Regions from separate parts of the Homo sapiens genome. Here region 1 is linked to region 2. A link is a loop called in an ENCODE intact Hi-C map of the cell type or tissue named here. Cell type or tissue: GM12878. All regions are shown on one strand. Links, peaks and the distances in the headings refer to the core of each region. The heading gives the core; the rest is flanking DNA.

Region 1 (2,937 bases), core at 339-2,838, 94 kb after region 2:
TAAAAGATAGCACTGTAAAATCTAGGCATAAATTTATTTGAGAAAGAGTCAATATTTGCTATAATAGCTACATTTCAAAGTCACCCAGTAAAAGAAAAAAAACCCATGGTTGGGGTTTGGGAGAACTGGTTCAAGTCTCACTAATGAGCTAGTGTCTTGGCTTCATCTTCTACAAAATGAAAGTGAATAAATAATAATGTCTGTACACTTTCTGCCTCATGAAGTTGGTGTGATACTTAAATGATAGAATTAATTTAAAAATGAGAAATAATTTAGAAGGATTTTAGTTTATTAAATGAGACTTGAATAGGACTTCCATCATCAAAGATATTATACACACACGCGTATACATATGTGCATATTACAGCATATTACATGTATATGTAACTTCTGTGTTCAGATTTATTGATGGTGAAAGTTTTTTGGAAGCTGTAGCTCTATATTAGGAAATAGCAAACTGTGACCCTCATAGGATTTTCCTGTTCATGTAAATAAGGTTTTATTAGAACACAGCCATGCCTAATCAGTTACTATTGTTTCTAGTTGCTTTCCTGCTACAATGGCAACAGAGACTCTTTGGCCCACAAAACCTAAAATATTCACTGTCTATTTCTTTACAGAAAAGGTTGTCATCTCCTGCTCTAGGTGCTAGATAGGCAAGATGTATGCTATATAAGAAATATATACGTATATATATATAAACATATACATATATAAATATATTTATATAGATATATATGAACTTTAGTATAATCTTAAAATCTGCAATGTGAAGTGGAATACTCATGCAATTTTCCTGATCGTTTAGGCCAAAAACAAGTTCTTTTCATCATGTCATTATTTTGGATGAGGGAGTTATAAGAACTTAGTGAACCAGACAATTGCCTTCATCTCTACTTTATTTCTGCTGCTCATGAATTGTTGGATTAGGGACTTTTCAAAAAATATTTACAAGTCTCTCTCTCTAGATCTCTCTCAGAAACTGCAGAAAGCACAAGAAACCATTCTTCCCTTTTCTGCTTCCATGTAACTTCAAATATTTACTGTGAAGTTTTGGGAATGTGTATATGTATGTCTATATCCACCATCACACATTTATTTAGAAGATGACGACCTCTTTTTGCAGTGAAAGTGACTATTATGAACAGGCTTGTGTTTTTGCTGGAGCTTAAGAATGAATGAGGATATTAGTCATCAAAGAAGTATAGAAAATCCATCCCCTTATCACACTTTACAAGAAGGAGTTCATTATTAGTTGCTTCTTTATCCAACAGATTATAACCTGAGGAAAGACCTTTAATGTTCATTAACACAGAAAAGGGAATTTGCATTTCACAAATAATTCAAAGTTATACAACTCATAGATTTTAGATTACATTAAAAATTGATCAGAAACAAAAGATAAGACTAATATGTTCATGTTTACACTTGGGAATTAAAATGTTAGCATTAGACGAACATAACAAGTTTCTGATACTTAAACTCACCAGAATTCAGGCTTTAGCTAAGAGCAATGGTTATATACAAGAAAAAGTATTATATAAGGAACCTGCAGCACAGTGATCTAATGGGCCAGATTTTGGCTCATCAACCTCTATGATACGGACCATTCATAGAAATAGTTAATTACAATTTAAAGATTTGCTGTGAAGTTCAAATGAGATTGGGTCCATCAGCAGGTTTTAAATATTGGATTCAGTCAGTATAACAGAAAAGTAACAGAACCACAACTTGTTATGTGCTAATGTGTATGGAGTAGCCAGAACACATGAGTTCAAACTCAGATTTCACCACTTTGGGCAAGTTACTTAGCCTCTTGGGGACTTTCCTCATGTGTAAAACAGAAACAGTAGTAACCACAGCCAATATTTATGAGGTTTAGATAATATATGCAAACTGCTTAGCCCAATGTCTGATACATGATAAGTACTTAACAAATGTTAGTTATAATAATAATTATTATTATACAAGCCCTGTATATTACACTTAGGTACCTATTTTGCTTAATTAGTTGTTTATGTTGTGACTCTCCTATACCAACATCAACTGATGTTGTTCCTAAGAGTTTGGTTAGGTCCTGGAAAATTGATATCTTGTAGGAAATTAAATATATCATTGTGGCCAAGAAAGTTATAAATTGGTTTTCAAAAATTTTTTTTTAATTTCATACTCCATGGTAAAAATTTTTTATCATACTTCTAATAAATATATATTGTATATATTATATATACTATAATATGTAATATATTAGACTTATAAATTATTTACATATACTATATATGACTTATAAATTATTTACATATACTAATATGCAAATTGTAAAGCATATTCAAATATAAACATTTAGATTATATAATATATATTATGATATTAGATATATGATATATAGACATTAAATATATGTACTATATATTTTGTATTATATTTAAATATTATAAAATTAGGATACTTATATATAGATGGAGAGATGGATACCCTAATATTTTTTCCTATATCCCAATAGGTTCATCAGTGAAAATAGCATTTCTTTACAGACCATTGTACCAGGCGTTCAGAAGTAGGTTGGGAAAGAAAGCCATGGGTACAACTGATTGTGTTTGGGGGTTTCAAAATGTGTTGATTAACTAGCATGTACTTCATAAAAACAAATAATAGTAGTCATAATTAATAAATATTCAATGTAAAGTATATTCCAGGCACAGTGCTATGCAAATTGCATATTCTTTCATGCAATACATACAACCACCCTTTGGGGTAGATAAAATTGTATAATTCATTTTACAGATACAGAACATGAGAGTAAGAAGGTTAAGTAACTTGCCCTAAATTACTATGTAAGAAATAAATAGGATGACACTTTGCAACCATATCTTCCTCCCATGACCAGTGCCCTTTTCCTTGGTAAGGTCATAATAATGATTATTACTATCTCCATTA
Region 2 (2,937 bases), core at 306-2,805:
ATAGAAGTTATCTTAGAATAACTTCTTACCATCTAGATGGTAAGAAGAATGCAATCTTCTTACCGTATAGATGGGGAAATTGCAACCTATACTGGCTAATCAAACTGCTGAATGGAGCAGTGCTAGTTTGTGGGAAGAAGCAGAACTTGAAGGAACTGTCAGCTCTGTGACTGGAGATTTTCAAAAGGAATTTACAACTAGGGGTTTTAAGGACGCAAAAAATCCTGTCTCCCATGTATTTTCTTTTAAAATTTAAGTCCACTCTTTGCAACATAGTTTCTCAGCCTCTGCACTATTGACGTTTTAGATCAGGTAATTCTGTCTTTTCATGGAGGGCAGAGGGCTGTCTTGTACATTGCAGGATGTTTAGCAGCACCCTTGGTCACCACCCGGTAGATACCAATAGTAACCTCACTATTCCCCAAGTTGTGGCAACCATAATTATCTCTGGGCATTGCCAGATGTCCTCTGGGGGACAAAATGACCCAGTTTAGAACCACTGCTTTAGGTGATACAGGTTTTCTCAGCTCTTTCCTTACTTAAATAAGGTATTGGGGGAAAAATGTAAGAGGGCATTGGATTTGAGGAACGGAGAGGAGTTGGAGGCACATGAAACAGAGCTGTAGCTGGAGATCAGCCTTAGGTGTGGAAGAAGCGACAGGAGAAGCTGCTTCTCCTGCTTCCTTCAGGAGTAGCTTTGGGTGTGCAGCTGATCCGGATGCAGGGCATGTGCCACAACAGGATGAGCCCTGGAATAGGAGGAAATGCACTGTTAACTCTGCTGAGGAACTGACGTTTTCTCAGATCAATGAAATACCTTTCTGGATATAAATGTCTCAGTTGTTTCAGATAGGTGATAAAGGGATGGATATTTCCTTTATGTATTGCATATCGTGGGGTCTTGTCAAAGGATTTTAACTTGAAGCCGGACATTTTAGGTTCGAGTTGTAACTTTGCCTTTTTTTAAAATTTTATAATAAATTGTCTACTTTATTTTAGAGATAATTGAAAATACAGAAGAATAAAAGGCCATAAAAACCCTAGCAAAAACAAAACGAGACTATAATTCCATTCCAGAAATACATATTACTAATATTTTGAACCCATCTTTTCAGATGTATTCTATTCATGTACACATTTTAAAGGTATATAACAGTAGAATCTGACTTTTTTGATAATCTGTTCTTAATTATTTCTGCCCTTAACAATATAGAATGAGTAAATATTAAACTTCTGTAGTTTTAAACTTAGACATGCTTATCCTGTATTCTGCTTTTTAGTAAAAGGCATGTCATTAATCTGGACCTAGTTGGTTCATAATAAGAAATGTTCGGCCGGGCGCGGTGGCTCACGCCTGTAATCCCAGCACTTTGGGAGGCCTAGGTGGGCAGATCGCAAGGTCAGGAATTCCAGACCAGGCTGGCCAACATGGTGAAACCCCCTCACTACTAAAAATACAAAAATTAGCTGGGCGTGGTGGCGGGCGCCTGTAATCCCAGCTACTCGGGTGGCTGAGGTAGGAGAATCGTTTGAACCCGAGAGGCGGAGGTTGCAGTGAGCCAAGACCGCGCCATTGCACTCCAGCCTGGACGACAGGGCAAAATTTCGTCTCAAAAAAAAAATATATATTCATAGCCCTTATGATTAAGAAGTGGTGTCTGAAATAAGATCTTATGAACTCTAAAGCACAATTTAAGTGTAAGAGGGATTTCGTATTAGTAGTTTTAAAAACCCTGTTTTTTCTTAGTTCAAAATAATCTAGAAGCAGATGTTAAGGATTTAAAATATACAGGCTTGTTAGGGAGCCCTCTTCCATAGCATTATTTGCCAGTGTCTTCACTGCCACCTAGTGGCAGGTGAAAATGAGATTGACTGGGTATCTAGCACTCTGCGTTTATGTAGATAGCGCCTGCCTTTCGTGTAGATAGCGCCCGACATCTCCATATTCATCGGTTAGGAATATAGACTAATTTCAAGCAAAGATGTGGAGGGCTTATGTTACAGTGACACCACACATTCAGAGGAGCACCCTGTTTATTTTCCATGTATGCTTAGCAGCTAAATTGGCATAGATTCATTCAGATTGGAAATTTTCGGAGCAAGGTGGCGGAAGAAGATGACAGTGGGAGGGGAGGATATTGGCAAAAGAGTAGGTGAAATGATAAATTATTTGTTCTAGTATGGACAACGAATGGAGTGAAGCCAGCATAGCTCTGTAATTAAGAATTCAAGGTTTAGAATCAGATAGATGCGTGTTTGAATCTAGGTTCCGAGGGCAGTCCTTCTTAACATGTGGTCTGCAGATCTCCTTCAGGGGTCCATGAAGTCGATGCGATTTTTATACTGAAATTAAGATATCATTTGCCCTTTTCATATATTGACATTTTCCCTAGTGATCCAAAAATATTGGTGAATAAAGTTTCTGGTAGTTTTGCATAACTAAAGGCAGTGGCACCAAACAGTATTGCTAGTGATTGTATTCCTCACCATAATTTGGCCAACATAAAAAATTTCAGTAAGAAGTTCAGTGTGTCCTCAGTGAAGCAGCAATAATTATTGATTTAATAAAATCTCCACTATTGAATAGATGCCTTTTAAATATTCTATGTGACAAAATAGGAAGTGTGCATAAACCACTTTCTGCTGAATGCCAAAGCGTAATGGTCGTCTCAAAGAAAAAAAATACTCATGTGATCGTTGGAGTTACAAACTGAGCAAACTTTTTTCCAACATGAAATAATGATTGCCAGACAAACTATGATTATTCAGACTTGGATACTTAGCAGTCTTTTACAGAATGCTCACTACTAGCTTGTCATTTTAAAGAAAATAATTGCTATATTTATTGCCATTGAAAAAGTTCAAGCACTGAAGTGAAAGTTAAGAATTTTGGATAACTTTTGTTTACCACTTTGAGCCTAAAAGCTTCCCAATTTT

Evidence for each region. Hi-C counts contacts between places; a loop is a spot of excess contacts. Peaks named below come from ENCODE experiments on the same cell type or tissue, not always from the same donor. Only the 100,000 strongest peaks of a DNase experiment are listed, where the experiment ranks them.
Region 1: a loop joins it to region 2, with 2.6 times the contacts of the local background. A loop is called at or near these places in 2 of 110 quality-filtered maps.

The regions. Positions count from the first base shown.
Region 1 is chr11:26,741,998-26,744,934 of GRCh38, forward strand. No RefSeq gene overlaps it. Among named protein-coding and RNA genes, the nearest start is that of SLC5A12, 21 kb to the left of the region's middle. In GM12878, for the core only: no CTCF peak of the experiment used is centred there; a DNase peak (open chromatin) is centred at 1,764.
Region 2 is chr11:26,648,125-26,651,061 of GRCh38, forward strand. All of the region lies in intron 24 of ANO3 (anoctamin 3), which reads left to right. Among named protein-coding and RNA genes, the nearest start is that of SLC5A12, 72 kb to the right of the region's middle. In GM12878, for the core only: a CTCF peak has its summit at 1,853 (motif pointing left); a DNase peak (open chromatin) is centred at 1,887.